3 separate regions of the Homo sapiens genome follow, and regions 1 and 3 are each linked to region 2. A link is a loop called in an ENCODE intact Hi-C map of the cell type or tissue named here. Cell type or tissue: heart left ventricle. All regions are shown on one strand. Links, peaks and the distances in the headings refer to the core of each region. The heading gives the core; the rest is flanking DNA.

What was found. Peaks named below come from ENCODE experiments on the same cell type or tissue, not always from the same donor. Only the 100,000 strongest peaks of a DNase experiment are listed, where the experiment ranks them.
Region 1: it touches region 2 in a loop (3-fold over the local background); 15 of 110 quality-filtered maps call a loop at or near these places.
Region 3: it touches region 2 in a loop (2.3-fold over the local background); 17 of 110 quality-filtered maps call a loop at or near these places.

Annotation. Positions count from the first base shown.
Region 1 is chr22:42,851,662-42,862,492 of GRCh38, forward strand. ARFGAP3 (ARF GTPase activating protein 3) reads right to left here and starts at 5,612. Exons shown (of 16, transcript NM_014570.5): 1 at 5,453-5,612. The coding sequence starts at 5,521. It also overlaps the pseudogene COA1P1. RefSeq lists an enhancer at 4,771-5,615 and a silencer at 5,138-5,887. In heart left ventricle, for the core only: no CTCF peak of the experiment used is centred there; DNase peaks (open chromatin) are centred at 4,750 and 5,670; H3K4me3 peaks cover 2,498 bases; H3K27ac peaks cover 2,207 bases.
Region 2 is chr22:42,953,495-42,964,325 of GRCh38, forward strand. All of the region lies in intron 1 of PACSIN2 (protein kinase C and casein kinase substrate in neurons 2), which reads right to left. Among named protein-coding and RNA genes, the nearest start is that of PACSIN2, 56 kb to the right of the region's middle. RefSeq lists enhancers at 6,209-6,503, 10,445-10,831. In heart left ventricle, for the core only: no CTCF peak of the experiment used is centred there; DNase peaks (open chromatin) are centred at 6,477, 8,553 and 8,966; H3K4me3 peaks cover 3,710 bases; H3K27ac peaks cover 4,232 bases.
Region 3 is chr22:42,863,459-42,874,289 of GRCh38, forward strand. PACSIN2 (protein kinase C and casein kinase substrate in neurons 2) reads right to left here. Exons shown (of 11, transcript NM_001184970.3): 11 at 6,315-8,011. The coding sequence ends at 7,899. LOC101927393 (a long non-coding RNA gene) reads left to right here and starts at 7,956. Exons shown (of 3, transcript XR_001755575.2): 1 at 7,956-8,045; 2 at 8,527-8,627; 3 at 9,034-10,831. In heart left ventricle, for the core only: a CTCF peak has its summit at 4,451 (motif pointing right); DNase peaks (open chromatin) are centred at 4,503 and 5,623; H3K27ac peaks cover 651 bases.

The sequences.
Region 1 (10,831 bases), core at 1,860-9,859, 100 kb before region 2:
CAGGAGGCTATGCTTTGGAAGCAGGGACTGCGCTTTGATTTGATATGCAATCCCAAACCAAAGTCAAGATGTGGCTTTTAAAGCAGAACATCAGTTCTTATGGTGATGAGCAAGAAATAGCTTTTGACTGACAATTTGTTTTGTTTAATGATGAGAATAATTAGTATACAAATAATAATAACAGCTAATATTGAGTGTTTAATTCAGGCACTATTGTTGGCACTTTAGCCAATTTCATCTTCCTAACAACGCTTTCATTAGTAGGGTACTAGTAGAAGGTACTATGATCATCCCCATCAGGGCCAGCTTCCTGGGCATGTGTGTGATCTATGCAGTCGCAGAGGGCCCCACACTTAGAATAAAAGAGTGTGTGATTGGCTTAATGCTCTGCTGTCTCATCTTGAAATTCTTTTTTTTTTTTTTTGAGATAGGGTCTCATGCTGGAGTATATGATATGATCTCGACTCACTTCAACCTCTGCCTCCCGAGCTCAAGCAATCCTCCCACCTCAGCCTCCCGAGCAGCTGGGACCACAGGCATGAGCCACCATGCATGGCTAATTTTAATTTTTTTTTTTGGTAGAGATGAGGTTTCACCATGTTGCCCAGGCTGGTGTCAAACTCCTGAGCTCAAGCTATTCATCTGCCTCGGCCTCCCAAAGTGCTGGGATTACAGGCGCCACCGCGCCTAGCCTCATCTTGAAATTCTTTTTTTTTGAGATAGGGTCTCGCTCTGTCGCCCACTCTTGAGTGCAATGGCGTGATCTTGGTTCACTGCAACCTCCGCCTCCTGGGTTCAAGCAACTCTCCTGTCTCAGCCTCCCGAGTAGTTGGGATTACAGGCACATGGCACCACGCCTGGCTAATTTTTTGTATTTTTAGTAGAGATGGGGTTTCACCATGTTGCCCAGGCTGGTCTCGAACTCCTGAGCTCAGATGATCCACCCACCTTGGCCTCCCAAAGTGCTAGGATTACAGGTGTGAGCCACTGTGTCTGGCCGAAATTCTTAATACTGTTCAAACAAGGGCCCTGCATTTTCATTTTGTACATTTCACAAATTATGTAGCTAGTCTTGATCTCCATTTTATTTATTTAATTTTATTTTATTTGTGTGTGCGTGTGAGATGGAGTCGCTCTCTGTTGCCCAGGCTGGAGTGCAGTGGCGTGACCTTGGTTCACTGCAACCTCTGCTTCCTGGATTCAAGCGATTCTCCTGCCTCAGCCTCCCGAACAGCTGAGATTACAGGCACTCGCCATCATGCCCAGCTAATTTTTGTATTTTTGTAGAGACGGGGCTTCATCATGTTGGCCAGGCTGGTCTTGAACTCCTGACCTCAGGTGATCCACCCGCCTCAGCCTCCCAAGGTACTGGGGTTACAGGCGTGAGCCACCGCGCCCGGCCTATTTATTTGTTTTTTAAATCAATGAATGTTTTCTTAATTCTGATTCCTTTTATCATGTGCTTTCTTAAACAAAGAACTTTCACATAAATTATCTTATAATAAGAGTTTCTTTCTGATTCAGTTTAAAAATGACAATAGCATTCGTTGTGCCCAAGTTAGAATTATACCAAAATTACCATATGCCAGCACATACAATCATTCCACTGGTGGCTGGAAAATTAGCTTACGGGAGTGTCTGTCACTCAGATGGGCCATCACCCCTGGTGGGCACATGGTGGAGATAAGGGAAGGCCAGACTAGAAGAAAGCTGGGTCTTTTGGATCGTTTCTACTCCTTTTTCACTTCTTCACCATTCTCCCCACTGAGCTTGAACAAGGGAATCTGCTGGCCATCCTTGGGCTCTAGGAAGACCTCATCAAGGTGCCACCTCTGAAAGGGGCACTTCTGGATGAGCTGACATGGAGATGGCCCTCTGACTTGGATCCAGAGCTAGGAATCTTCAACTTGGCATCAGCAATGTCCACAAAGTTGTGCTTGGTGAGTTTGAGACAGTGAATGTTGAGAAGAGGGCCCAGAGCTCCCTGTGCCTTGGGATGGCTATGCACCTGCTCCAATGCCAACTGGTAATACAAAGCCCTGGAAAAAGTCTTTTGTATGCGGTAATACACAAGGGCCAAGCCCCCAGTACCGAACACATTGCCGAAAAGGACCATTTTTTCCTTGAGGCACTGGCATCCTGCTGCCTGGATACTTTTGCCACCTCACAGCACAACTCTCTTGAAAATCATCAAAGGCAAGTTGTTCTGTAAGCGACAGAAGCACCATGCTGCAGAGAGCATGAGGAGCCCTTCCGGGCGTGGGATGGTGGCGGTAAATCTTGATCTCCATTTTAAAGAAAACTAAGGAATTACTGAATTAAGTATGACAGATAAGAAGTGGCCACTGCTTAGTAATTCCTTAGTGGAAATGCCCACAATGGGGACTGGATCCCATGCAGTCTGTTCCCAGAGCCACTCTTCCCGCTCCACCACACTGTGCTTCAGAGCAGAAAACATACCACCTGCCGTCCTGCATCTGCCCTTCATCTGTCCACTAGACTATAAGTTCCCTGAGGACAGGAACATACCATCAGTGTACATACCTTTCATGCTCTACACAGTGCCCAGCATAGCATAGGTGCTTAATGAATACTTGTTGAATGAATAACCCAATCTATATAAAAGTAAGGAATGGTATAGCAACAAAGAAGGATTTCCACAAACAAGAAAATTCACCCTTGGCCAGGTGCGGTGGCTCACGCCTGTAATCACAGCACTTTGGGAGGCTGAGACAGGCGGATCACTTTAGGTCAGGAGTTTGAGACCAGCCTGGCCAATATGGTGAAACTCCATTACTACTAAAAATACAAAAATTAGCCATGCGTGATGGCACACGCCTGTAGTCCCAGCTACTCAGGAGGCTGATGCAAGAGAATCGCTTGAACCTGGGAGGAGGAGGTCGCAGTGTGCCAAGATCGCACCACTGCACTCCAGACTGGACAACAGAGCTAGACTGTCTCAAAAGAAAAAAAAAAAGAAAGAAAAAGAAAAAAGAGAATTGACCCTCATGACCTTTGATCTAGAGTAAATCATCATACATGAGACGAAGAAATTGGATACCATGTTCTAAAAGTAAGCCGACTTGTTTTTCTTTGATTACCTTTCCTGGCTCATGTATCTTAGAGCTGTCTTTTATGACCCCAATTTTAAAATGCTATTGTTATCTTCGTTTAGGTAAGGGTTTCAAACCAATGATCAAATAAAAGGTCTCAACCAAGAAATATAGCACATTACTGTTAAACATTACCAGAAAACATTTTTGCTCATTGCTTTTATTAATCTTATTACAGAATATAAATTTTTCACAGGTGTGTTCTTCATCATAAAAACAGCTGCCATTTATTGAAGACTATTATATGCAGTTCCTACTCTAAGTGTTTTTCTTGGATTATTCCATTTAATCTTCACAATAACCCTCTGAGTCAGGTCTAGTTCATGCCCCATTTTCAGAGGAGGAAAAAAGGGACAAAGTGGTCAAGTAACCTGTCCAAGGGTGACATACCTAGAAAGTAGCAGTTTGGACAATACAAGCCTGTCTCTCAAAAGCCTCTTGATATAAAGACATTGATTTCTAATTTAAAATTATCTTTGAATTAAATCAAAGAGAATACATGTTGATGTTTCTGAGATAAAGGTGACAAAAAAATATAGTTTACACATTGCTAACCGCAGATCCTAATCTTGACTAAGTTACACAGGACCCACTCTTTATAAACACATCAATCTAAATTTAAAAATCAAGGCTGGGCGCGGTGGCTCACGCCTGTAATCCCAGCACTTCAGGAGGCCGAGGCGGGTGGATCACTTGAGGCCAGGAGTTTGAGACCAGAGTGACTGACATGGTGAAACCTCGTCTCTACTAAAAATATAAAAATTACTTGAGTGTAGTGGTGGATGCCTGTAATCCTGGCGACTCAGGAGGCTGAGGCAGAATTGCTCAAACCCAGGAGGCAGAGGTTGCAGTGAGCTGAGATCGCACCACTGCACTCCAGCCTGGGCGACAGAGCAAGGCTCTGTCTCAAAAAAATTAAAATTAAAACGTTAAAAAAAAAAAAAAGAACATTAAGGCCAGCATGGTGGCTCATGCCTGTAATCCTAGCACTCTGGGAGGCCAAGGCAGGAGGAGGCAGGAGGACTGCTTGAGCCCAGGAATTTGACACCAGCACGGGCAACATAGCAAGACCCTGTCTCTACAAAAATTAATTAATTAATTAATTAATAATAACAATTAGCTGGGCGTGGTGGTACAGCCCTGTGGTGTCAGCCTCATCAGGAGGCTGGGAAGGAAGGATGGCTTGGGCTGGGTAGGTCAAGGCTGCAGTGAGCTAGGATCAAGGCACTACACTTCAGCCTGGGTGACGGGGTGAGACCCTGTCTCTAAAAAAATAAATAAATAAAAATGTGAAAATCAAGAGAACAGTAAAGAAACGGGCACTGGAGAATTCCTGGAGCCTTTCTCTTAACTTTCCCACATCCATCAGACATCACCTCCAATAAACTGTTTCCTTCCTCACCTAGGCTGGAAAAAATATGGGCTCCCCTGTACCATCAAGACTTAAAACCAACAGAAACACCTATTTTGTAACACTCGGGAACTTTCTATGCCAGCATATCGAGGTTCAATAACAGCTGTTCCCTTCGGGAAGTGACAGTGGGAACCAGACAACACTCGTGTCACAGGAGGGGCGGGGAGAGCCCACGCTGACGCGACAGCCCTTTGCACTCTCCAAGTCCCTCTCCGACCCGACGTGTCACCTTAGCCCCCTGCGTCACCCCAACGCCTCCAGCCAGCTGCGCAAAGCTGTAAAAGTTCCAGGGAGAGAACAGCCTCTGGAGACAAAAAAAAAAAGGAAACCTCCATCTCCAAAGAGAACCGAGGAGAGGGAGGAGGCTGTGGTGAGCCTCCCTGGCCAAAGCGACAAAAGCTGGAAGCCAAAGCGTAGACTACTCGGCAACTTTATCAGAAGAGAAACTGAGGCAGGCACCGCAAGGCCCGAGGAGCCAAGCCGGCTCCAACAGGCGGGGTCGAGCTCCAGGGTGGCGCTGGGGGAGCCGCGCTTTCCCCGCATCCGGCGCCAGCAGCCGGGGTTTCCGAGCCGGGAGCTCCCTCCTCGCAGCGCCCCCGAGGATGCCCCCGCCCCCGCCTCCGCTCAGAGCCGCCGGTGCTCGCCCCCCGCCCCAAGAGCTCGCCGGGGGGTGTGCCCGCGCCGCCGCCCCCGGGAACGCTCCCCGGCTCGCGTGAGGACCCCCGCGCTGCGGCCTCCCGCCCGGGCCTCTCAGCTGCCCGGCCCCGCCCGCCCCGGCCCGGCCAGGCTGCCGCGGCCCCACAGTGCGACGTGTCACAGGCCGCGCCGGCCCCGCCTCCCAAGCCACGGGCACTGGCGCCCGCGGGGCCTCCCGCCGGTTCCCGCAGGGATGCCAGGCAGGCCCGCACTCGCCCGCGGCCGCTACCTTGTTAGTGGGCACCGAGCGGAGGCGCTTGAAGATGGTCAAGATGTCCTGCTTGCTGGGGTCCCCCATCGTCAGCTGTGAGCCGCGGCGCAGCTGGCCCAGCCAACCGGTAAGAGTCGACGAAAAGCGGCTACCGCCTCAGCAGGAGCGACGAGGCCGCGGGGGCGGGGCTGCGCGTAACGGTCAGGCTCCGCCCCAATCCCCGCCCACGACCGGGCCCGTCCACCGCCGGGGCGCAGGCGCCGCTCGCTTTCCCTCCCCGCCCTCGCTTCAGCCGCGCCGCTGGCCCGACCCCAGGCGCTGCACGCGCGTGCGCAGGAGGCTCGCGCGCCATTTGCGGCGCGGCTCCACGCCCTTAGCGCTGGGCGAAGCCGGGCCCGGGTGTGGCTGCCTGCCACGCGCGCTGCCATAGGATCCACCAACGTTTCGCCTGGTCGATCGCCATTTCGCCTAACGGGCTGCTTCCATGGAAAGGTCAGAGGCAGGGGAAGGGGCGCACGCGCCCTCCTTCGGCACGAGACGGACGGAGGGCCCGTGCCTTGACGCCGGACCTTAGCTGGTGGCCTTCCCTTTTTTTTTTTTTTTTTTTGAGACGGAGCCTCGCTCTGTCCCCCAGGCTGGAGTGTAATGGCGCGATTGCGGCTCCTTGCAACCTCCCTGGTTCAAGCGATTCTCCTGCCTCAGCCTCCCGAGTAGGTGGGATTACAGGCGTACATCACCACGCCCGGCTAATTTTTGTATTTTTAGTAGAGACCAGGGTTTCACCATGTTGCCCAGGCTGGTCTCGAACTCCTGACTTCAGGTGATCCACCCACTTCGGCCTTCCAAATTGCTGGGATTACAGACGTGAGCCGCCGCGCCCGACTCTTTTTAATTCTTGCCCTCAGCTCACGCCAGGCCCTGGGTGGAAAGCTTTCTTTGCCCGGAAACTGGCTTTCTGAAACCAAGGGCTTTTGTGTCACGTTCATGGAGAGATGGCAGTGCGGGTTGAGGCAGAAGTGCTCAGTCAGAACTGATGAGTCCAGATGAGAAGCTTGACTTTTAACCCCGGCCCTCGGGGCTGCACCCTACCCTCTGGGAAACAATTCCAGCCAGAAGAGTTTACACTCAGCAGAAGGTGCCTCTGTCACCACAATGGGTGTGGAGCCACTGGAAAGAGGTTGGGTGATAGTGAGGAAGGACAGCAGGTTTTGGCATCAAAGGCACTACCTTGGCCTCAATCCCAGTTCAGCCAGCTGCTTCCTAGCTCTGTGGCCTTGGTCAAGACACTTACCTTCTCTAAAGCATGGTTTATTTGCAGTCTCAGGGGCTCATGCCTGTGATCCCAGCACTTTGGGAGGCTGAGGCGGGAGGATCACTTGAGCTCAGGAGTTCAAGACCAGACTGGATAATATGGTGAAACCCCGTCTCTATAAAAAAATGCAAAAATTAGCCGGGCATGCTGGCATGGGCCTGTAGTCCTAGCTACTTGGGAGGCTGAGGTGGGAGGATCGCTTTAGTCCAGGAGGTCGAGGCTGCAGTGAGCCAAGATCGCACCACTGCACTCCAGCATGGGCGACAGACCAAGACCCTGTCTCAAAAAGTAAAATAAAATAAACCATGGTTTATTCATCTGTACAAAGAAATTAAAGAATCAGTGCTGAGTAGCACAGGTGAGCAGCTTCCTAGGGATATCCTGAAGAGCCTTTGGTGGAGGCTTTCTACTGTTAGAAGTCAGGAAATGTACACTCCACCTATCTGCTTGGAGACCCTCGGTGGCAGTTGGGAGCTTGCAGACAATGTAACTTATAAACCCAAAGCTGCAACTTTTCCAAGAAAGGGAAATTGATTATCTTCCAGAAAAGTACATTACTTTTGCAGGTAGCTCTGATGGTTTAAAAGTTCTTCCTGTATTGAGTCGAAGTATAACACCTGTGCTTTGTGTCCACCGGGTACTAGTTTGGCCTTATGCAGAATACCGGGCATGTTTATGAGCAGTTTTATCCTTCCTGATGGGAATGGGAATGATGGTCCCATTTACTACTTGGAGCTGAAATCTTACTAAGTTATATTATCAGAGTAGTGCAGTCTAGCCCATTCTCCACCATAGAGATTGAGGAGAGGGAAACAAAAGCAGTAAATTATAGACAGTATCTACACGAATAGGGGAGGAAGGGGTAGGAGGTACCATTTATACACTATGGTTGCTTAAGTGTTCTTCATAGAACTTAGCATCTAATACTATAACATATAATATTCTATCTATATGTTATCTGGCTCTAATTGAATACAAAAATATATATTTCTGGCCGGGGGCGGTGCCTCACACCTGTAATCCCAGCACTTTGGGAAGCTGAGGTGGGTGGATCATGAGGTCAGGAGTTCGAGACCAGCCTGACCAACATGGTGAAACCCCATCTCTACTAAAAATACAAAAATTAGCCAGGCATGGTGGTGGGCACCTGTAATCCCAACTACTCAGAGGCTGAGGCAGGAGAATCGCTTGAATCTGGGAAGCAGAGGTTGCAGTGAGCCGAGATCACACCACTGCACTCCAGCCTAGGCGACAGAGCGGGACTCTGTCTCAAAAAAAAAAAAAAAAAATATATATATATATATATATATATATATATATATATATTTCTTGAAATCAAATGTTTTTTCTCCTTTTTCTTTTGAGGAGTCTCGCCGGAGTGCAGTGGTGTGATCCTGACGCACTGCAACCTCTGCCTCCCAGGTTCAGCCGAGTCTCCTGCCTCAGCCTCCTGAGTAGCTGGGATTATAGGCGCCCGCAACCATGCCTGGCTAATTTTTTTTTTTTTTTTTTTTTTTGAGATGGAGTTTCACTCTTGTCATCCAGGTGGAGTGCCATGGCGTGATCTCGGCTCACTGCAACCTCTGCCTCCCAAGGTTCAAGCGACTCTCCTGCCTCATCCTCCCGAGTAGCTGGGATTACAGGCGCATGCCACCACACGTGGCTAATTTTTATATTTTTAGTAGAGACGGAGTTTCACCATGTTGTCCAGGCTGGTCTCGAACTCCTGACCTCAGGTGGTCTGCCCACCTCAGCCTCCCAAAGAGCTGGGATTACAGGCGTGAGCCACAGCACCCGGCCAATACACTATGGTTGTCTTATCTGTCAGTTGCTTAAGTGTTTTTCATAGAACTTATTGGCATCTAATATTATGATATATAATATTCTATCTATCTGTATCTGCCTCTCCTCAATTGAATATAAATCTCTTGAAATCAGATCTATTTTTCTACTTTTTTTTTTTTTTTTTTGGAGACAGAGTCTCGCTTTGTCACCCAGGCTGGAGTGCAGTGGCGCAACCTCAGCTCACTGCAACCTCTGCCTCGTGGATTCAAGCAATTATCCTGCCTCAGCCTCCCGAGTAGCTGTTTGTAGGCAGCTGCCGCCACGCCTGGCTAATTTTTGTATTTTTAGTAGAGATGGGGTTTTACCATGCTGGCCAGGCTGGTGTCAAACTCCTTCAAGTGATCCGCCCGCCTTGGCCTCCCAGTGTGCTGGGATTACAGGTGTGAGCCACTGTGCTCAGCCTGTTTTTTCTACTACTTTATCCCCAGCACCTAGAATAATGCCTGGCACATAGTATGCATTCAATAAAGATTTGTGGAATGGGCTTAGAATGTAGAAAGCTACAAAGGCTCTCCCTCCCAATATCATAATGAGAAAAGCTGGATAATCTACCAAATTGTAACTTCTGTTGAGCCCATCAGAAAGCTGAGGTTGCAAGGCAACCAAGTAACCTCAGCGCCAAAGAGAGACAACAGAAGCCTCTCCAAAGACAGAACACAAGAACCCCTTCACCTTTGGCAGAGCGCAGGAGAAAGAGGTTACTGCCAAACTAGTTGGCAACAGGAAATCGGCTATAATTTTAATGAAGTCTTAAAGGCCAAGTGTAGGTTGGCATGTGAGTTTGGACTAGCTGGGGGCCTCAGATACAAAGGGAGTTCACATTCATTCATAAGCCCTTTTTAATAAACCTCCATCAGAAACCGTACTTCACAAGGAAGATGGGGACTGGCAAAGAGCCCGGAGAGAGACCTCTCTGTGGGGTGGGCATCCAGCTGCTCAGGAACAGGCACAGACCCCACCTGCTTCCTCTGGACTCTTCTCTTCTAAAAAAGCAGGCTGGGCACAGTGGCTCATGGCTGTAATCCCAGCACTTTGGGAGGCCAAGGCGGGCAGATCATCTGAGGTCAGGAATTTGAGACCAGCCTGGCCAACATGGTGAAACTCTGTCTCTACTAAAAATACAAAATTAGCTCGGCGTGGTGGCGCACACCCGTAGTCCCAGCTACTTGGGGACTGAGGCACGAGAATTGCTTGAACCTGGGAGGGGAAGGCTGCAGTGAGCCAGGATCAAGCCAGTGCACTCCAGCCTGAGCGACAGAGGGAGACTCGTCACAAAAAAAAAAAAAAAAAAAAGAAAGAAAAGAGAAAGAAAAAAAGCAAAAGCAGTAAATTCTCTCTGTCTCAGGGAATGGGCAAAGATCTGTTGCTGCCAGGGGAGGGGTAGAAATAAAACCCAGTAATCCAAATTCAAATGCAAAAAAGGAGGGGAAAGAGAAGCAGAATCCCTCTACAATCCAGGGGTTTGCCATGAGGATGGTGGGAATGTTGAGAAGGCCCCACCCTTTGAGCATCCTGGGCTACACATTTTTTTTTTTTCTCGAGGCGGAGTCTGGCTCTGTCACCCAGTGCAGTGGTATGATCTTGACTCACTGCAACCTCTGCTTCCCAGGTTCAAGCAATGCTCCTGCCTCAGCCTCCCAAGTAGCTGGGATTAACAGGCACCCGCCACCACACCCAGCTGATTTTCCTATTTTTAGTAGAGATGGGGTTTCACCATGTTGCCCAGGCTGGTCTCGAACTCCTGACCTCAAGTGATCCGCCTGCCTCGGCCTCCCACTGTGCTGGGATTACAGGGGTGAGCCACCACCCAGCCCAGTATTGTCCGTCTTGTAGAGTATTTGCATTCTAATTCTCTTTGCTGTTCGTCTTTCATGAAGAGATCCTGGCATAGCTATGGCCAAATGAAGCAGCATTGTGTTTATTTAGTTCATTTACTGTTTAATAGGAGCTTGCTGAAAGCCAAATCCCACCCTAAAGAGAAACCAGACATGGCTACATAGTCATATGATGAATCACAAGTGAGAATACGCACAGATCCTGTCCCTTGCCCCTGGAAGACAACACCTGTGGACTTTGCTTAGTGCCAAGCGAAAACAAGTGAATGCTATCTCTTTGACATATTCTTTCTGTATAGGCCAGATACATTTGAAATGAACTTACTGGGGCCAGGTGTGGTGGCTCATGCCTGTAATCTCAGCACTTTGGGAGGCTGAGGCAGAAGGATGGCTTTTGGCCAGGAG
Region 2 (10,831 bases), core at 1,838-9,837:
AACGTAACAGCATTATTAGCATTAACAAACCATTAAATGGTTTTAGCATGGCTGATGAACAGAGGAAGGGAATTTATCTAGAATGAGAGCTCTCAGCTACAATTTGAGAGCTATATATTTAAATGCAGTGCTAAGGGTTTCATTTAACACGAGGAAAAAACCATTGTCTTCATTTTATAGCTGAAGAAACTAAAACTCCGAGAGGTTAAGTAATGTGTTCAAAGCCACCTGGCAAGTAACCGGCTAGTTTTGAAATTAAGACAATCTGTCCCCAAGGCTTAACCACTATACTATGATGTCTCGACACACGATAAACATATATGTGCCCTCTCAGAGGCAAGCGTGATTGTGTGATTACAAGGACACTGGAGGAAAAAAGAGACGAAATTCACCTAAGGAAAGCCAGGGAAGAGAGGAATGCTTAGAGCAAGAATGGTATTCTGGAGAGAATAAGAACAGCAAGTACAAAGGTTAAAAGGCATGAGGCTGGGTGCGGTGGCTCATGCCTGTAATCCTAGCACTTTGGGAGGCTGAGGCAGGCAGATCACTTGAGGTCAGGAGTTCGAAACCAGCCTAGCCAACATAGTGAAACCCTGTCTCTACCAAAAAACTCAAAAAATTAGCCAGGCATGGTGACATGTGCCTATAGTCCCAGCTACTTGGGAGGCTGAGGCAAGAGAATCACTTGAACCTGGGAGGCGGAGGTTGCAGTGAGCCGAGATCATGCCACTGCACTCCAGCCTAGGCGACTGGGCAAGACCCTATCTTGAAAGCAAAAAGCACATAAAGGAAGGTTCCCTTGGACAGAGAGTGGAGAACAGCCCATTGAGCCTCTAGTCTTGGGCTGTCCAGTATGGCAGCCACCAGCTATTAACACTTAAAAAGTAGTTAGTCCAAGTGAGAAACTGACTTTTTTTTTTGAGACAGGGTGTCCCTCTGTCATTCAGGCTGAGTGCAGTGGCACTATCACAGCTCATTGCAGCCTCAACCTCCTGGGTGTAAGCGATCCTCCCACTTGAGCCTTCTGAAGCTTGGACTACAAGTATGTGCCACTGCACCTGGCTAATTTTTTATTTTTTATAGAGACAGAGGACTCACTATGTTGTCCAGACTGGTCTCAATGACTTTTTAATTTTAGTCAATTTTAATGTAAACAGTCACGTGGTTAGTGGCTACCACACTGGACATCGCAGTTCTGGAGGTTCAAGTCTGGAGAAAGGGAAATGGTTAGAAGACCAGGAAAGAGGAATATATCCAAGAGGAAAAACAGACAGGACATAGTGATGGATGATGCCAGGGAATGGGGGATGGGGGCAGGGATTCAAAGTCTCAAATTTCGGAGGCATGGTAGGTGATAATGCCACAAAGAGAAAAATAGAATTAAGAACAAACTGGTTTGGATCTGATAAATATGATGTTCCTGAAGCATGTCCACATATAAACGGCACTCCAGCCACAACAAGCTCCTAAGTCTGGCAGATTCTGACCTCCTTGCCTTTGCATATATTGCTCCCGCTGCTTCTCTTGGGTACCTGACAAACCACTCCCTCTAAAACTCATCATCAAACTGGAGTTTCCCCCCAATCTCCTCCATTCTTCATGGCAGAATAAGGTCCCAATAGCTCTTTAAGACTCACCACCCTGCTGCTTAGAAGTCTCTTTACCTTACTGGACTGTGAGGTCCTCAGAGACCAGAACTCAATCCTAACCGTCTATGGATCCCTAGAGTCTAGCACAGTGCCTGATGTGAACTGCGTGGACAAGAGACCAAGAAGGTAAACTGAATGAATGAATGAATGAATGAACAAACAAACGAACGAACGAACGAAAAAACAAATCAACTGATCCAGCCAGCCAGCATCCAGGTGAACTGTCCCTCCAGGCAGTGATCTAACGGATGGCTGGAAATAAGCCCAGAGCTCACTCAGGTGCCTGCATGTCTACCAATAAAAGCTGTCATACCTGGAGATAGCATCAGGGGGAAAAAAAAAAAGGCTGTCAGGTGCTGGGACAAGTACAGTTTACATAGCCTCACATCATGACTTTTCATCATCATGACAACTTCCACCATCCCAAATGCAAACTCTTCAACCTCAGAAGTTCACTGGGTACACCTAAGATTCAATTTAATGTCTTCGAGTTCAATGTGAAGTATGAAAGATTTATCCACCAAAAGTGGTCTTGCCACTTTCCTTCATGGCTTTACAGTCTTGCTTTCTAACATTCTTCCTGCACAGTAATGGTAGGATCTGACTAAGTGAACCTGAGGTGACCGTCCCTATAGATGGGAAAGTAGTAACAAATGTTTCTGTCTTCCAAATCAATAGATACTGGTGATCAGTCTACTACGCCCTGTGCTATTTTTTCTTCATGTGTCAGTTCATAGCAGAGAAGATAGAGAAGTCATTTCATTATCCCCAAAACTGTCATGTGCTTCATTTATTTTGTTAAACTAGCACTACCAATCTATGTTAGGAATTTAAGAGTCAAAGAGAGAGTTCCAAATTGGGAAGTTCAACATTTTGTCCTGTTAATTACATCAACATTTCGTCAAGTAAGCATTTTCCAGCAAAATCATTCTTCCTTGTTCTCCTTCAAGGACTCCACTGTAGAACAAATCCTGATGGGAAACATGACTGAGTATGAAATTCATAGCACCCTTCACATTAACAAAAAGATAATCTAAATGCCATACTATTGTGATGACCACTGGCACACATTTCAAATTAATTCTAACTTCCTATTAGATTCTTTAAGTTTCTCAAAATAAAATATGTACCATGAGCCCACATAAAGATTTATGTCTTATGATTCATATATGACAGAGTCTAATAAGAAAAAACTTAGGCCAGAGCCCCAGGGCTGGAGGAGACGTCAGGTAGACACAACCTGTTACTTGGTGTCAAGGCAGAACTGTGACATGCAAATGCATTTAGACCACCTAGTGAAATGTGACTATAGTGCCTTCAAAAGTAATCACTATGGAAAAGCAAACAATGTCATTCATTCATTCATTCATTCAAATCAATAACCCTTGTCTAATTACTATCTCACCATACTGACACACACATACATGCTCCTCTTTACCAAACTCTAAGGGCCTAGGATACTGGGGGATGTTTCTTCATAGTCTTAGAGAAGGTTCTGAGGCCACTTCTAGAATCTGGTCTGGAGAGCTGCCCTGGACAGAGGTGGACATGAAAAAGGCCCAAACACCAACAACACAAACTCTGAGATTTCTAAGCCAACAGCAGCCCCAGGGGGCTGCCGTTTAACCCCTTCTCAGTTTGGAGCAATGCCAGCACTGCAACAGTCTGGTATCTCTTTCTCATCTTTAAATCTCACAAGCACAGCAACATTTATACTAATGTGGGCAGAAGCTAGAGGCCAGGGAGGGAAGCATATCAAATGTTACTTATAGACTGCAGAAGATAAGAAGGTCAATTATACACTAAGAAAAGGAAGCCGATTGGAATATTCTATACTTAATATATAGTGAAAATATAATAGTAAGTATAAAATGCTAATTGGGGAACAAAGGTAACTAAATTATGGGAGAAGCGAACTAAGCCACTGCGGCTCCTGAGCCTGCAGCCCCACTTCTTCTCTAGGATAATGTCGCCTGGCTCACCAAATGAAAGCAGCACCTCTTTAAGGAGACTGACAGAAAGTGCCCACTAGAACACCAGGAGGGAAGACAGTTCTGACACACTGCATAAAAATATTGCTTATGTATTCCACTTCATTCTTCAGTTTCATAAATTAAAATAGTTGTAAAGTTATTAAATTCAACTTCAAATACAATTAACATATTTATGAAAGTGCCAGTTTTCCTGAAGTGCTTTTGTTTCAGAAATTCTTCAAGGCATATATTCTAAATACTTTAGAAAATACAAATAAGCGCTATCCTGTGAACCTCCCCAAGGTATTTTAAGGTGACTTTGGACAGACAGTGATGGCCACACCGAGGTCTAGGAACAGTCACCCACTGTTCTCAGCATACCTGTTTATAACTAACTCCCACACCTGAATTTCAGAGGATTCAAACTGAATTTTTAGCAGAGACCATTTTTAATGATTCTGGAAAATTGTGAGTAAATTCCATTTTTATAAATTAAATCGTTTTCTCCTTTATTTATATTATGTTGTATTATTTTAAAGTCTTTCATATTCCAATACCTCTTCAGTTCAGCTCAAGACAGAGTCAGTATTCCCTTATAGGGGCTGAAAGGCAGAAATGCTAAAGGTTTGGGGTTTCCCTTTCACACCCTGAAGAATCCTGTTTCAAAGAAGAATTGAGTGCTTGTCTGTTTCTTGTATTAGTTGTGATTGTATTAAGTTTGGCATTCTCATCTGGCAAGCAATCCCATCGTGAGGCCCGCTTCTATCAGTAACAATTGACTGTCTCTCCCCTGAGCTAGGGGAGAGGCAAGCAAAACTTTATAATATAGAGAATTGTTGATTTTTAAGAAATGTCAATGCTCTTTGTACTTGAGGTAATTCACTATACATCTATGCAAATGGTACTTACAGCAAAAAAGTTATTGAATAAAAGCTGAGTGTTTGAAAGTGAAACAAATATGAACGGACTCATCAGTAGAAAAAAAAAACACTCTTAGCTAAGTGATATTCATCTTAAGATAATAATGCGAAGAAAGCAGATTACTGTAATGGAAAGAGTAATGAGTCTCATGACCAGGGTTTCAGACTCACTCGGCTACCAACGAGACGAGTGACCTTGGACAAGTCGTCACCTCTGGATCCCAATTCCTTTGGTAAAGTGAGGATCCTGGAATATTAAGTCCAAGAGCCATTACAGCTCTAAATATTGCGTTCCCACCTTCTGCATTATGCCACCAAATGAATAACAGAATTGTGTGGGTGGGCAAACGGGTCTCAAAGGACTAACACTGTTTAAAAAGAAAAAAGGAAGGCGTATTTTTACTTATTGGCATAAATCTCATACCTGTAAAAATGCTTTGGTTTGAAGTTATGAAACCTCTTTGCTGTTTTCATAAATACAGCATTTAAAATTCATGCAGAATTCAGTAGGATGTTTTACTGACAAGAAGGAAGGGATCTGAAGAAAGAGATATTCAGAGCTACAAGAGCAAAGACAAAACTGATGGGCCCGATTAAGGTCGGACAGACATACTATATACCTTGGGGGTTTCTAGAAACCTTTCCTATGCAATCTTAAAAGTATTTGAAACACACACTTCACAGTAGGTAACATCCTAACAAGAAAGCATGTTTTTCTGTGAGGCACAGGCTGCACCAGCACAGTATTTTCTGGAGGACGGAGAGAGGATGCTGCCTTTTTAATGGCAATCAGTAATCCAGTAAGTATAATTCACTGAGTGATGGGTCACTTAAGTATCAGGATTTTAAAAATCTAATTAGAATTACAGCACCACAGCAATAAAGGGGAGCCACTGTTTTTCAAAAATTCCAGAATATGACTTCTAAGAAACAATTGAATACGTACATAAGGCTGCTCAGTTATTAAAACAATAAGACTTTTACATTTTGTTACCCGACAAAAATATAAACAGTGTCTAGTGACAGCCCTCAGAGGGGGACGAGGGCACAGGGTCCAGCTGGGATGAGAAATGAGAAGAACTGAGGGGGAGGATGGGAAGGTGGTCGGGAGGGGTCCTGGAGCGGTGGCAGGTGATCAGAGACTCTGCAGTAAACAGTCATGAAACAGCAATTACAGTCTCCTGGAAAAGATAATTTGCTTTCTCTCTCAAGTCCCACTTATGTGTTTGTAGATTAGATTTGGCTGTAAAGAAAGAAAATGGCAGCATGTAATAAACATTAACGCCTTAAAGTAGGGGGAAAAGCCCTCTATTAACAGCTAACTCAAGTAACTCATTTAGCTACTCGGTAAGAAAAAAATACAGCTAAAGTATGTCAGCTACTCTAAAACATGCCAAAGCAAAGGTGCAAAGTTATTGCATCTATTTTGAAAGGAAACACGCACGTATGTTCTAAAACCAGAGTCAAAAATTACAAAACACAATCCTTCATTTGTTTAAGCCGAAATCTATTCTCCAAGAAAATCAAACACTTACTCTGACATCTTCTCCAAGCACCCTGGATAAAGCATTCTGCATTGCTCAGTTAATAATGAACTAATTGAACATTGCCGTCACGGAGCTCTAAAACTAGGTGCGCTTGCATAGAAGGTGAGAGTTCTGTTAAATCAGTCACTCAGTGAGAAAGAAAACAATTCCGTGAAAATTCTACTTTCAAAGAGGTCTACCTTAAAGGAAATGCAAGCCTTCCACAGCACACTCACATTTTTCTGTCAGATGCCGGCTAACTCTGCAGCTCAGCTTCCGTACCTGCCTCTTTCCAACCCTGCTGGCATGTCTGACCTCTGTCTCTCAGCTGAATTCTCCCAGCACATTTCATCATTTCCTGTTGGCTGCCGAGATAAGGTCATTCCCATACACTGCTGCATTCGCTGTACAGTCCCAGGTTCCCAGACTGCACGCTCCTGCCTGCTGTGGCCATCACAGAAGAGCTCTCTTTTCAGAAAGTGGCCAAAGAGAAATTTCAGTATTTCCACGGAAAATCAGGGAGAAGAGGTCTGAGAACAAAATTCATACTACCCCCTCCCCAACACACAAAAAATCAAATTATATACAAACTAACTTACACCATACATGAGTCTTCTAATATCTTCTTGTATTTGGGATCCTCCTGCTTACAAGAGAAAAAAGACAGCATGCTCTCTCTGCATCTGAGGGGCGTCACAGCAGTCAGTGGGACAGGGACTTGCTTGCACAGGATAATCTTACACTGTCCCTACATGTGGAAGTCAACTTCCTTCTGTGACTACACACAACAAGGCAATGCCTGTCAGCAGATGAACAGGAAGCCTCATGCAGGAGACAGGACTGGGGACACAGAGTCCCCTGGAGACAGGCAGGTGACCCCATGGTCTCTCAGCAGCACGACTGTCTCCTAAGAACTAGGACACTCAAATACGCAACTGTGATTACATGGAAATAAAAACACCTCGCTTCTTCAATTTTTACAAAGAATTTAAAGTGAAGAAAAAAACAATAAAGCTTTAGGTGAGGAGAGAAAGATTTTAAAATGCTTGTGCCTACAAGAATACATGCTGTACGATTCCCTTTGGATCCAGCACAAGAAAAGGCGTAACTAATCTACACCCTTCGAAGCCGGGACAGGGAAGAGAAAGAGGAGGCAGGCAGGAAGGGGTGCCAGGAGGGTTTTGGAGCTGTGCTGTGGCTCTTAAACTGGCTATGGGTGTGCTGGGCTTGTGAAAATTCACTGATATGTACACTTGAGATCTGTGCACTTTAGGTATGCATATTATTCAATAACACTTTTTAAAATCTCATACAGTAACAAAAAATACAGACACTACAGGAAAGAGTAGATATGGAAACCAACCTGCAAAAACAGACAGGAAACAAATATTTCAAGGGATCAATTTCTGCTAGGTGCCCTCCTAGAAGATACACATGCACACTCCCCCATTCCCCTTGGCAAGCCAGGATCTAAGTGGTAATGGCCAGGGCAGGGCCAGTTCAGGGCGGTTCCTCCTTTCAACATGGCCCAAGCGGGTGTATGTAGGGATGGGAAAATACGTAATTGGCAAAAGAACATACTGCAAGGGGAAACTGTGCTAAGTGGATATACACTATTTACCAGTGTTCTTGCTACTCATATTCATTCAAAAATGTTCAGTTAAAAACAGCCATCTAGTCTTACCTTATAACACAAAACGAAGTAGGTTAAAAATCTCTTTTGAAAATCTTGTGTTTAGACAAACACTGCGGAAGGCCGCAGGGTCCTCTGCCTAGGAAAACCAGAGACCTTTGTTCACTTGTTTATCTGTTGACCTTCCCTCCACTATTGTCCTATGACCCTGCCAAATCCCCCTCTGTGAGAAACACCCAAGAATGATCAATTAAAAAAAAAAAAAAAAAAAAATCTTGTGTTTAGAAATTCCTTAGGCTGGGCCGGTGGCTCACACTTGTAGTCCCAGCACTTTGGTAGGCTGAGGCAAATGGATTGCTTGAAGCCAGGAGTTTGAGACCAGCCTAGCCAATATGGTGAAACCTCATCTCTACTAAAAAATACAAAAATTGGCCAGGTGTAGTGGCACATGCCTGTAATCCCAGCTACTCAGGAGGCTGAGGCACGAGAATCGCTTGACCCCAGGGAGCAGAGGTTGCAGTGAGCTGAGATCACGTCACTGCACTCTAGCCTGGGTGACAGAGCGAGATCCTGTCTCAAAAAAAAGAGAAAAAGAAATTCCTTAATGGAAAAATACCAATAAAAGCAAAGACCACATAACATGAGACTCTATTACTTGACATATGATAATAATTTACACTACTTGAGAAATTATTTACCACCCCTCCCCACACAGCCCGTCACCAAAAAAGCAGAGAAGTCAACACATATTTCACTATATCCTGTGGTTGGCTTAGTTAAATCCACGGCACCATCACAGAAGATGAACACCAGAGTGCCACGCCCGCCACAGCTGGCAAGCACTCACTCCACTAAGACAGAAGCAGCGCCTGAGTTCTGGGGAAGCAAGTTTGAGACCAGCCTGGCCAACATGGTGAAACCCCGTCTGTACTAAAAAATACAAAAATTGTCTACCTGTTCCCTCCCCCAAGCCAGGATACCAGAAAACTTTTTTTTTTTTTGTCCCAGAGCCCCACTTAGGGCTGCTGGTTATGGGAGGGCTTTTTGTTTAAAAGACTCACTCTCTTCTTTTAAATCCAACAAACACAGGCTGCTCAATAAACATTTACACAGCACTTACTTTATTTCTGGCTAATCATGAAAATAGCTCTTTGGGGGTAAGCATTGTTATCTTCATTTCCCAGATGAGAGGTTATGCAACTTGCTAAGTGTCCCACAGCTGGCGCAAGGAGAGCCAGCCTGTAAGCCAGGCTACACAACACTGCCCCTCCAACTTGACTTCCCTCAACGGTCAGAACTGGGTCTTGGATAGTTTCTGCTTAATAAAAAGCTGAACTTGGAAAAGGAGAAGAGGCCCAAGGCAGAACTGGGGGTGGGGGGTGGAGGGTGAGGTCTGGGGTAGGGGGTGAGGGCCACATCCAGCACAGGGCAAGGGAAGGCCAGCCCAGCAGCCATTCACAGTCCAAGTCACAGGGCCACCCTCACATGCCCTCAGGCAAAGTGCAGCCTGGATGCCTGGGGTGGGTGGAGGCATTGTGAGTCCTGCCCCAAGTACCCAGTCACAAGAGCAAGGTGTGGGCGGGGGGGGGGGGCGGCGCAGAAAAAGAAAACTGACTTTGAACTGAATAGTAGTGGGACTAGGAAGTCATCAGACCAGATCTCCAGTGTGGCTAAAGACACCCTCTCCCTGCCCATGTCAGCCACATCTCACTAGTGGATTCCAGGCAGGAAACGTGGACTATGGCAGAAGACAAGACTGACTCAGGCAGCTCTCCTGTCCCTGGCAGTGATACAGCTGCCCGACCACTCTTTAGGTGATGCTGGGACAGAAACCGCTCAGGGAAGCTCACCTGCTGGCCTCTGGCATGCAGAGCCTAAGCTGGAATTCCAGTTCTGATCTGGCTTCTGTCATCAAAGACTGGAAACCATTGGACATTCATTCAACAAACATTAATGCCAGGCACAGTGCTTAGGGTCCCACAGTCAAAGCAGCCAAGGTCCCTGCCCCGGCCCACAATGTACAGGCTGAGCAGAAGTGCAAATAAATAAAATGAGGGACATCTCGTGCTGGTTCTCCAAGAGTGTGCAACCAGCCTACTCAAACCATGTGGATTAAGGCGGAAGAAAATTCAGAAACAGAGAGTCCACCAAGTTAACTAAAGACCAGCAGCGCCACCCATCAGCTCAGGCCCCCTGCAGAGGCGGCAAACAACACGCAGGGCAGCACTTCCCAGGGGGATTCTTTCGCCCAGCGGTCAGTGCAGCTCCAGCAGGCCAGTTCATCAGCCTAGCAGGACTCAAAGACAGGACAGGATCCAGCAAGGCTGCTGCTTCTATCTGAGGCCTTTTGTTATATGATTGTCGCATGGTAAAAATGACTGCTTGTACCACGTTTACCACGCTCATTTGAAACACTATAAGATAGGTACTCCTAGCCCTGTTTTACAGGGAAGGAAACCACCACAGAACATAAGCAATCTGCCCAAGGTCACCCAGCTAATAAGGGCAGAATGGGATTCAGTCAGGTCCACTTGATACAAAGTCCCTCCTCTCTCTACCACACCCGTGCCTCCCATGGAACGGGACCTGCTATGAAAATCAAGATATTTGGCAAAAGGTCGTGTCATTTGGAAACAATAAAATTTCTACAATTTTTTTTTCACCACTTCTCTACTGGTCTGTCATCGCTCTAATACTATACTGCCTTAAAAAAAAAACAGCTTTATTGAGATATAATTCACGTCACACAGTTCACCCATTTAAAGGGCACAATTCAATGTTATTTAGTATATTCACAGGTGTGTGCAACCATCACCACCGTCAAGGGTAGGACATTTTCATTACCTCAAAGAGAAACCCTGTACCCTTTAGCTATCATCCCTCTATTCCCAACCCTTTCCCCAGCCCGCGGCAGTCATTGTGTTTTACAAGGTGATTCTTGGCTGGGCACGGTGGCCCATGCCTGTAATCCCAGTACTTTGTGGGGCCAAGGTGCGCAGATCACTTGAGGTCAGGAGTTGGAGACCAGCCTGGCCAACATAGTGAAACCCTGTCTCCACTAAAAGTACAAAAATTAGCTGGGCATGGTGGCACATGCCTGTAATCTCAGCTACTCGAGAGGCTGAGGCAG
Region 3 (10,831 bases), core at 376-8,375, 91 kb before region 2:
ATGGCATTCTGGAAAAGGTAGAAACAGAAAACATCTAAGTGGTTTCTAGGGACTGGGGGTGTAAGGAGGGGTTGACAACAAAAATCCACGTGTTGGGGAGGTGACGGAAGAGTTCTATATCTTGATTGTGGTGATGGTTATGTGATACGGTTTGGCTGTGTCCCACTCAAATCTCATCTTGAATTGTAGTTCCCATAATCCTCATGTGTCAGGAAAGGAACCTGGTGGGAGGTAACTGAATCATGGGGGCAGTTACCCCCATGCTGTTCTCATGATAGTGAGTAAATTCTCATGAGTTCTTATGGTTTTATAAGGGGTTTTCCCCCCTTTGCTCAGCATGTCTCTTTCCTGCTGCCATGTGAAGAAGGATGTGTTTGCTGCCCCTTCTGCTATGATTATAAGTTTCCTGAGGCTTCCCCAGCCATGCAGATGTGTGAGTCAATTAAACCTTTTTCCTTTATAAATTACCCAGTCTTGAGCAAGTTCTTTGTGGCAGCATGAGAATGGACTAGTACATTACATAACTGTATACATTCATCAAAACTTCAAGAACTGTACACTAAAAGGAGTGTTTTTGGCCTGGCGCAGTGGCTCACGCTTGTAATCCCAGCATTTTGGGAGGCTGAGGTGGGTGGATCATGAGGTCAGGAGTTCGAGACCAGTCTGACCAACATGGTGAAACCCCCCTCTACTAAAAATACAAAAATTAGCTGGGCATGGTGGTGGGTGCCTGTAGTCCCAGCTACTCAAGAGGCTGAGGCAGGAGAATCGCTTGAACCCAGGAGGCAGAGGTTGCAGTGAGCCAAGATGGCATCACTGTACTCCAGCCTGGGCAACAGAGGGAGACTCCATCTCAACAACAACAAAAAAAGTATATACATAAATTATACCTTAAGAACTGAGAAAAATGGGAAACAAAGCAAATGCTCAGCAACATGGGACTTACAGCATGAGTATCATTCGGCCACTAAACAGTACACTTCACGCATGAACAACTTGAGCTTGAACTACATGGGTCCACTTACATGTGGATTTTTTTCTTTTTTTTTTCTGAGATGGAGTCTTGCTCTGTCACCCAGGCTGGAGTGTGGTAGCACGATCTCAGCTCACTGCAACCTCTACCTCCCAGGTTCAAGCAATTCTCCTGCCTCAGCCTCCCAAGTAGCTGGGATTACAGGTGTGTGCCACCATGCCTGGCTAATTTTTGTATTTTTAGTAGAGACGGGGTTTCACCATGTTGGCTAGGCTGGTCTCCAACTCCTGACCTCATCCTCCCACCTCGGCCTCCCAAAGTGCTGGGATTACAGGTATGACCCACCATGCCCAGCCAGATTTTTTTCAATAAAAGTTACACTTGAGTGTGCCAGCCTTTCCTGTTGCTCCTTCCACCTCCTCTACTTCTTTCACTTCTTTTTTTGAGACAGGGTCTTGCTCTGTTTCCCAGGCGGGAGTGCAGTGGTGCAATCATGGCTCACGGCAGCCTTGACCTCTCAGGCTATAGTGATCCTCCCACCTCAGCCTCCTGAGTAGCTGGAACTACAGGTGTGTGCTACCATGCCTGGCTAATTTTTTTTTTATTTTTGGTAGAGACAGGGTGTCCCTGTGTTACCCAAGCTGGATTAGAACTCCTGGGCTCAAGTGATCCTCCCACCTCGGCCTCCCAAAGTGCTGGCATTACACGTATGAGCCACTATGTCTGGTGTTTATTTTTAATTGAAGTATATTTAGGGACATGAGAAAATGCTCATGATCAAATGGCAGGAGAACGAAACTATATTTACAGTACGATCCCAATTTTGTAAGACACATACACACATTGATGATGATGATGACGACAAGAAAACAGCACATGTGGCTGGGCGTGGTGGCTCACACCTGTAATCCCAGCTACTCGGGAGGCTGAGGCAGGAGAATTGTTGAACCTGAGAGGTGGGGGGCACAGGGAGCCGAGATTGTGCCATTGCACTCCAGCCTTGGGCAACGAGAGTGAAATTCCACCTCAAGAAAAGAAAAGAAAAAAAGAAAATGGCACATGTGCATATATGTTAGGAAAAATACCAGAAAAAAATACACCCCAATGTTAGCAATGTAACCTCTGGAAGTCAGGATCACAGATAACTAATGTTTTTCTGAATACCTTTACTAAATTTCCAAATTTTCATCTGAGCCTTTGTTCCTTTTACAATCAGGAAAAAATAATTAAGATTCCTATTGGAAAATACCATAAAGTGGCAGGGCCACCTGGCTGTCTTTGCCCAGAAGCGGCCAGTGACTGTATGTAGTTCACATGCCCTGAGGCGGCTGCCTTGGTGATCCGAATGCTGTTGAGCTCAGGGTCTTTTAGGTCCTCGTACCCTAACCCTAACCCTAACCCTAACCCTAAGGCGCTCTGGGTTTCTGCAACCTTCGGGAGGTCTAGCACCTAGTATTCCTCTGGCGTCTGAGTTTTGGTCCACTGGCCGTTGGTGCTGGTATCCTTTCCCCTAAGAGTGACATCACTTATTTAGTTCATTTCTTTCTTCCTTCCTTCCTTTCCTAGCCCTTTCCACAAAGGATTTGTAGATGCCTAGAACAATATAATCTGGGTTTCATAGGATAGTCCCAGATTTGTTGCGTTTTCTTTTTTCTTTTTGGTTTAGTGCCACATACCCAGGCTAGAGGGAGGATGAGCACTGTGGTTCCTCCGACCCTGTGCCTGGTGGTGGTCATGCCTGGCCAGAAATGAGCCTCGTACCTCAACTGCAGGCGAGGCCAGATTTAGCTCAGTTTGGGCACATCCTCCCAGGTGTGGTGGAGCCACCTCCATCCTGACCCTGGTTCTTTTCACTGGCTGGCACCTGGAGCTGACTCCGTCCTGGCCTGAGGGCCCCTCTGCTTGCTGCCACCACAGGGGCCACAGAGATGCAGCCCATTTATTCGGAAAACCGAGGCCCAGAGAGTGGCCTTTGTCTTCCACAGGTGTCTGTGGAAGGGCTGGGGAGGGGCGCAGACCTTCCCTGCCTCAGAGGAGGCTTCAGGAAGGGTGGACAAGGGAGGGGAGCAGAGCGGACAGCCACCACTCTGGGGAGACCTTGGACTGTGAAAAGGGGTGGGGGAAGGAAAGCTTACAGGGCACCCACAGGCTGGGGTGCCCACCTGGCAGGGTCTTTGGCTTCTGAGCACCCCTTAAGTTATCCTCACTTCATCACCCCTGTTTTTTTGTTGTCATTGTTTTGAGACAGAGTTTTGCTCTTATTTCCCAGACTGGAGTGCAGTGGTGCAATCTTGACTTACTGTAACCCCCGCCTCCCGGGTTCACACGATTCTCCTGCCTCAGCCTCCCAAGTAGCTGTGATTACAGGTGCCCACCACCATGCCCGGCTAATTTTTTGTATTTTTAGTAGAAACAGGGTTTTACCATGTTGGCCAGGCTGGTCTCGAACTCCTGATCTCAGGTGATCCACCCGCCTCAGCCTCCCAAACTGCTGGGATTACAGGCATGAGCCACTGTGCCCGCCAGTCATCCCTACTTTTCAGCAAATGAAGCTCAGGCATTTTCCGTTTGTCTGTGGTCCAGCCTCCTGCCCAGGTGGGGACTCAGGGACACTTCCTACAGGAAGTTGGGGAACGGCTCAAGGACTGAGCAGTGCTCTGATCTCTGAGGCCTTGGAGCCTGGGTTGGGAGGCCTGAGACTTCTGAAACCCAGCACACACATTCTCAGAAGACAACTCTGGCCCTTTGTCTCTGGCTGTCCCATCATGGTGTCAGAATAACACAGGTCCTTCTCTGAGCCTACCAGAGTTTCCCAAGGGCAAGATTGGCTTCTCTTCATGTTTGTCCTGGCACCGCTGAGTCTCACACACAGTATGTGCTCAATAGATGCATGGTGAATGAATGACTGCACAATGGATACATAAGGAGAGCCAGCTGATCCCTCACCAGGTTGGGCCACTCAGGGGTCAGGCCTTGCTCAGCTTCCCAAACCACATGGTCTGTGCCCACGGCGAAGTCACTGCTTCCTCTCACTTGTCCTGTTTCCCCATGAACTATGAGGGGGTTGGTCAGGTGGTCCACACAAGTCCTTCCCAACCTCCCCCATCCCTATCCCGATGGCTTGTGAGCGGGTTCCCTCCAGGCCTATCCAGTGCCTGAGGCCTTGACACAGCCCAGGCTGCCCAGTCGGGCCTTCACTACATGCTTCTGAGTGGACCAGGATCTGGCATCAGAGCCCAGAGCAGAGGTCAGCCCTGTTCTCCATCTGCAGGGACCTCCGAAGGCCCAGTTTTAGCTCAGGCTGCAGCAAAGCCAGATCCCTACTCCGGTCACTTGGCAGCACTTGCTCACCCTCCCGACATTTCTGGGTTGTGGGAAGGATGGAGAGAGATGATGAAATACCCCTGTCCTGAGCTCCAGGTAGCTTTGGCCCAGGAGAGGGCTCTGGGGCTAACACTCCCCCTAGTGTCAACTCAGGGGCCTTGGGGACCCGAAGAGGTGTGGACAGTTGGTGGCAGCACTGATCCAGGGTGGTGGCTGTGGGAGGAGCGAAGGGCAGCCATGGACAGCAGAGAACCCTGGGCCCCTGCCTATGGTGTCACTCATAATCGTGACAATGACCAGCTCCTGAGTGCCTGTGGCGTTTTTCTTTTTTTTTTTTTTTTTGAGATGGAGTCTTGCTCTGTCACCCAGGCTGGAGTGCAGTGGCGCGATCTCGGCTCACTGCAAGCTCCACCTCCCGGGTTCATGCCATTCTCCTGCCTCAGCCTCCTGAGTAGCTGGGACTACAGGTGCCAGGCACCACGCCCAGCTAATTTTTTGTATTTTTAGTAGAGACGGGGTTTCATCGTGTTAGCCAGGATTGTCTCGATCTCCTGACCTCGTGATCCACCCGCCTCGGCCTCCCAAAGTGCTGGGATTACAGGTGTGAGCGACCGTGCCCGGCCTTTTTCTTTTTTTGAGACTGTCTCGAGAGCTCTGTCGTCCAGGCTGGAGTGCAGTGGTGCAATCATGGCTCACTGCAGCCTCAAATTCCTGGGCTCAAGCAATCCTCCTGCCTCAGTCTCCCAAGTAGTTGGGACTAGATGCATGCACCACCACACTCGACCAATTTTTAAACTTTTTGTAGAGACAAGGTCTCACTATGTTGCCCAGGCCACCTTTTCTTCTTGCTCTAACTCTCCAACTGGAAAAGTATCACTTCTACTTGGGGAAACTGAGGCCTAGAGACAAGCTGAAGTTTCCAAGCTGGCCCCTGAGGGCAGGGCAGGAGAGGGAAGATGGGCAGTTAGAGGCCCTGCCAGATCTCTCACGGGGGGGGCCGTGTGATCCAGCCTCAGAGTGGAGGTTGCTTCATCCAGCTCAGCGGGGACCGTGGTCTTGCCATGGTGTTTGGGCAGTGACTGAGGCCACTGGCACCAGGAGCCTGCTTCTGACCCCCCACCTTCCCTCCCAACCCCGTTCTGCCTGTTTCTCTGCAGCCTGGGGCTGTGGGCCGAGCCGGGTGTCCGCCCTGCGCTGTAGGGCTCCAACTCCTCAGAAGCTGGGAGCAGGGGACCCGCCACCCCTCAGACAAGGAGGCTGCGTGACAAGGATCTGTCCCATACCCTTGCTGAGCTGGGACAAAGCCACACTGCAGGGGCAGCTGCCTGCCTTGCTCCTCCCAGGTGCTCTGTGAGGCCCCATGCCCAGCTGGCGTGCTTTTCTGGGCAGCCTTCCCAGGGCTCGGTGAGCGTGGCCACAGCCGCCCTCACGTCTTGCTTCTCTCCTGTCTTCAAGCCAGTCCAAGCCTCCTCCCTCCTCAGTTTCTCCAGCGAGGGAGGGGGTGGTTCCTCAGGGATTTCGCTCAGTGCTTTGGGCTGGCTGAGACTCCTCAAGAAACCCTGGCTGGCTCTTGGAGCCTCTGTTTCCTCCTCGGTAGAATGGAAATGGGGAGACTTGCCCATACCCTGTGGAGATGTTTGGAGACGCAGATAATGTAAGTAAAAAGTGGAGAGCACACAGTAGGTGCTCAGGAAAATGTGCTCATAGGAGAGTTATGGGTGATGTCAGTCTTGTCCTGCTGTTTGGGCTGGGGCAATAGAGAGGCGCCAGCCGATGCCCGCACCATGTGGAAGCCCAGGTCAAACAGCAGCAGGTCTCGGGGAGAAGGGAACCCCAAGGGGCTCAGGTGCCTCAAATCCCCAACCTCCAGTTTGGCAGGGGCAGTGGGCCGTGGCCTTTTGGGCAGGGGTCCTGTGCCCTGGATCTTGCCCAGCTCCAAAGCTAGTAAGCCCCAGGGAGGCCACCCCCGCCAAGTGAAGTGGGCATGAAGACAGATGATGGCGAAGGGACTTCCATATGCACGAGATCAACTGTTTATTGATTTTTTTCCTCAAATACTACACATGTAAAGGAACTGTTAAACTGAAAAAGACTTGACAATTTTTGGTAAATCCGTAGCACAGAAATGAGGATTTCTGCTGGTAAGTTCTCAGGACAGACACAGACACAGGTCCACTTTCCAAGCAAGACATCTGCTCACTGGAAACGGAGTGAATGCATAGCTGGTGACGGCGGCGGGCACTGCTGAGTCACGTGAAACACAGGTTCCCCCACGTTCCCCCCACCCCCGCCGGCCCGCGTGGCCCCCGCGTAACTCTGGCTGCAGCACCTGCTCCCGGGCGACTCCGGGCAGCCCGAGACACTCGTGCTGCGGGTAAGACCCAGCTTCTGTTTGTGCACAAGTAACACGACGACTGAAATCTGCAACTACTGCAAAGACGCGGGCACTTTTACAGTGTTCTGCTACGGAGCCAGGACAAAGGCCGGTCAGAAGCCGGACCAGCAGTCAGCTGGTGACGACGAGCCTCCCTCCAGCAGGCACCACGTCAGAGAGGCCCCAGGCCCACTGAGCCCGGGAGGAGACCCAGCCGGCCAGCCAGACGTGTGCCTGAATGCCACAGACTTCAAGCAGTTTACAAACGAAACTCACTGTTAAAAGCTGTTAAATCTCATTAAAACAGTAGACGAGTGCTTTAGATTCTCTGAATATCAAATAATATATACAGATAGACACTGAGACATGACAGTCTAATCTAAAGCATCTTTACAGATGCATTTGCTTGAAAAGTTAGTCTTCTTTTTAACTCTGAATCAGTGATAAAATTGTTAATTTGCAAAAGAGTACAGTTTTAAGCAAGAATAGAGTGAAAATAATTTTTAAATATGGCGATTTGGGGGAGTTCTACCTAAGGTTCTATGTAAAGCTTCCATTCAGATGCCCAAAAGCACAAAGAGCATTCCCAATAGAAACCCGACCATAACCCGGTCCCACCTTCCTGGCATAATTCCTTTCCTCAAACATCTGCCACCTGAGGCTAAGCCTACACACGGCGTGGCTGAGTAACAGGGTAAGGGAATAGGGAGATCGTTTCCTCAAGACTGGTGCGCATCAATCTGTGCCATAATTTAAGTAGAAATGAACAGGTGTATAAAAAAGTATAACTGTACACAGCCTTTAAATTAAAAACCTCAAAATCTTCACTCAAAATGGGATGTAAGCTTGTTCATTTAAGTTGCAGGTGATGGACTCGTCAGAGAGAGTAATCAGTGGAACAAGATCAGTGTAACCCACCATTGACTCGGAAAGGAGAGACAAAGTCAAGAACATAGAGATCTATGATAGGCCAACAGGCACAGTGGGCGGGGAGGGGCGGCTATTTCTGTTGTTCTGCGTCTTCCTGCGCTCAGATCCCTCCAGCTGCACTCGGAAAGGTGCCGAGTCCCAGGCGAAATGACCAGCTCATCTGCCTTCCAGGAACACCATGAAGCCAAGAGCAATGGAACCATCATCTCTTGCAGGAAAAGGAGTGGATGCCCACGTGGCTGGCTGAGGCTCCTGGGCCCGCCGCCTCCGTCCCCCCGCTGGCCTGTCCCCGACTCATCACTGGATCGCCTCCACATAATTTGCCGGGTATAGGCCAACTTGCCCGTTGTCCAAGCGTCCCTTGCACCAGCCCTGCTCATCCTCGTCCTCCATCTTGGTCAGCTCATCCCCTGCAAGACAAAGAGGGAGCCGTCTCCATGAGAGGTATGACACCGACGGTGGGCTACAGAGCCGCATTCACGAGCTTTGAGCCCACAGAGGGTGGAGGGCCAGGCATTCTGTGGCGGGCAGGCCGAGGGCCTGGTCATTTCTCTACTAAATGCATGCATTTTAAGTTGCCTCTTTGGTCATGGGCCTCTGACAGACCTAGAGATGACAGTCTCACACAGTAATTTGGAACAAGCTGCTCTCAGCTGCCACAGTGGCTCCCACTGAGACTGCGGCATCCAGCTCCATAGGGCTGTGCCTTCCTCACCACCCTGGCCAGGTGGCAGGAATCGTCCCTCGGTTGTGCCCCTCCCTCACGTTGGGCCTCTTCTGTCCCCTCCCCAGGGCCCCGGCCGCCTTGCTCCCAGCAGCTGTCTCTGGGGTCTCTCTGCCTTTGCTAATCCCTCTCCTCTGCAACTTCCAGGCTGCGAGGGGAAGGGACCATGTCTGACAGTCATACCTGTCATTTTATCCCCAGCACCTGGCTGATGACTTGTGCACGGTGCCATGTGTCAACCCTTCCTGAGACCCTGAGAAGGAGCCCCTGGCGCTGTTCTGGAATCTCCCTGTGGCTCTAATGTATTAACGTGGTTCCATTTATCTTTGGTTGTTCCAACCTGAAGGACCTCCTACTTCTGGCCAGGCCTTGGGTAGAAGAGGAGATACAGAGATGAGAGGAACTGATGGATCCTGGTCTCAAGGAGGCAGACTAGGGTGGTGAGGGGGAGGTGGCACTAGGGTAGGGCCCCAGGTCTGGCATTTGCCAGGTTAGGGAAGCAGAGCAGCTCAGAGCCCAGGGGTGGGCAGGGGCCTGTGTGCTTCTGGTTGGTAACTCACTGCAGGGAAGGCCAGTTGGGCCTGCTGGCTCGGACCTCGTCAGGAGCAAGCAATTGGTGGGAAAGAAATAGTCCCAGTGCTGTTTTGCCTTTATTGCTAAGTTTGAAGTTTTGTAACTCTCTTTGGCATTTTTTGGTCCATTTTTCAGAATTAGATGCAGTTTTCCCCCTGGTTTAGCATTTCCCTGATGCTTTGGATTTTGTATGGCAGCAATGCTGGTCAACATGCCTGCGGAGCTAATACCTGGGGCTTCCAGTGCTCCCCGGACTGCCTGGGCTCAAATCCCACAGCCATCACTCACTGGCTGGGAGACCTGGACCAACTGCGTCCACTCCCTGGGCCTGTGGCCCTCATCTGTGGACTGGGGGTACTGTGAAGATTAAGTGTTAAGACACTAAAGAACCCTGGGAGGGTGGGACATGCGTAAGCACTGGCTCAGCCTCCCACTGTCGTGCCGCTTCTGCCAGACCAGTGCGCCTGCAGATCTAACCCAGAGGCATCAGGAGCAGATGCAGGGGCCACAGGGCAGCAGCCACGATGAACCACCATCTCTTTCCACCGCTTCGTGCCTCGGGCCCCTGGCGTTTCTTTTGTCCTGCCTTCATTGGTTGCTGTGCTCTCACAGGCCTGGATCCAGGCTACCGAGGCTAGGATGAGGCCTGTAACCCCACACTACCATGTGGCAAACAGCCAGAACACCGCAAGAGACGTAAGTCAAGCCACACTGGCTGGGAGCTAATTTTGCATTGTTAAAAAGCAGGATAACACAGAAAATAGAACGGACAGGAAAGCTTTCACATTGTGCAAATGTGAACTGGTGATTAGAAGGTTCATTTCAATCAGTTTGCTTTTGACAATTTACTTGGATCTGGAAGAAACATTTTAAATCTACAAAATTACTGTCAAACCCAATAGGCAGGATTGAAAAGGAGTTAGAAATTATAAACAAATAAACCAACAAAGTCGGGGGTAACAACCCCAACCAAAGATATCAGAAACTGGATGAAGATGGCTTAAAGGCACATTAAAAAAAAATCCAAAAAAACAAAAAAACCCAACTTCTCAAACTGGGCAGAGGCAGCTGATAACCAGCCCAGGGGAAGAGTGTCTGGGGACAGCAGGCTGGCACTCTGGGTGCTGAGGGGAGGAGGCTGAAGACTGGTTAGAAGCTAGGCCATTGGGCACAGCCCCCAGGCCCTGGCTTCCCTGCTGAGTCAGGGGTTGGGGTGGTGGTGGTAAGGCAGCCTTTCCCACAAGTGTAGCCTAGGGGCAAGGGCACACTTCAGCCTGTGTGGGTTGAGTTCTGGCCCAGCTTCCCTCTTGGAGTGGTAGATGCTGCTTCTGGGGGAGCTTCACAAAGAGGGCAAGAGAGGGAAGAATCTGGGTTGCTGTGGGTCCACTTTGGCCCTAGGCCACTCCAGCTTCCTTAGGTGCTAAGATAGCAATTTTCTTTCCTTTTTTTTTTTTTGAGACAGAGTGTCACTCCATCACCCAGGCTGGAGTGCAGTGGTATGATCTCAGCTCACTGCAACCTCCACCTCCCAGGTTCAAGTGATTCTCTTGGCCTCCCCAGTAGCTGGGATTACAGGTGTGTGCCACCATGCCTGAATAATTTTTTTATTTTTTAATAGAGGCAGGGTTTCACCATGTTGGCCAGGCTGGTCTCAAACTCCTGACCTCAAGTGATCCTTCGGCCTTGGCCTCGCAAAGTGCTGGGATTACAGGTGTGAGCCATCGTGCCCGGACAAGATAACACTTTTCAAATTGAAGATGTGAAAAGCCATTTTGGTAAACTGCAAATGCATTAAAAAAGATTCCTATAGTGGGTGGGGTGGTAGCACACATCTGTGGTCCCAGCTACGTAGGAGGCTGAGGTGGGAGGACTGCTTGAGCCCAGGAGATCAAGGCTGCAGCTGCTGTGAGCTATGATCGCACCACTGTAACCC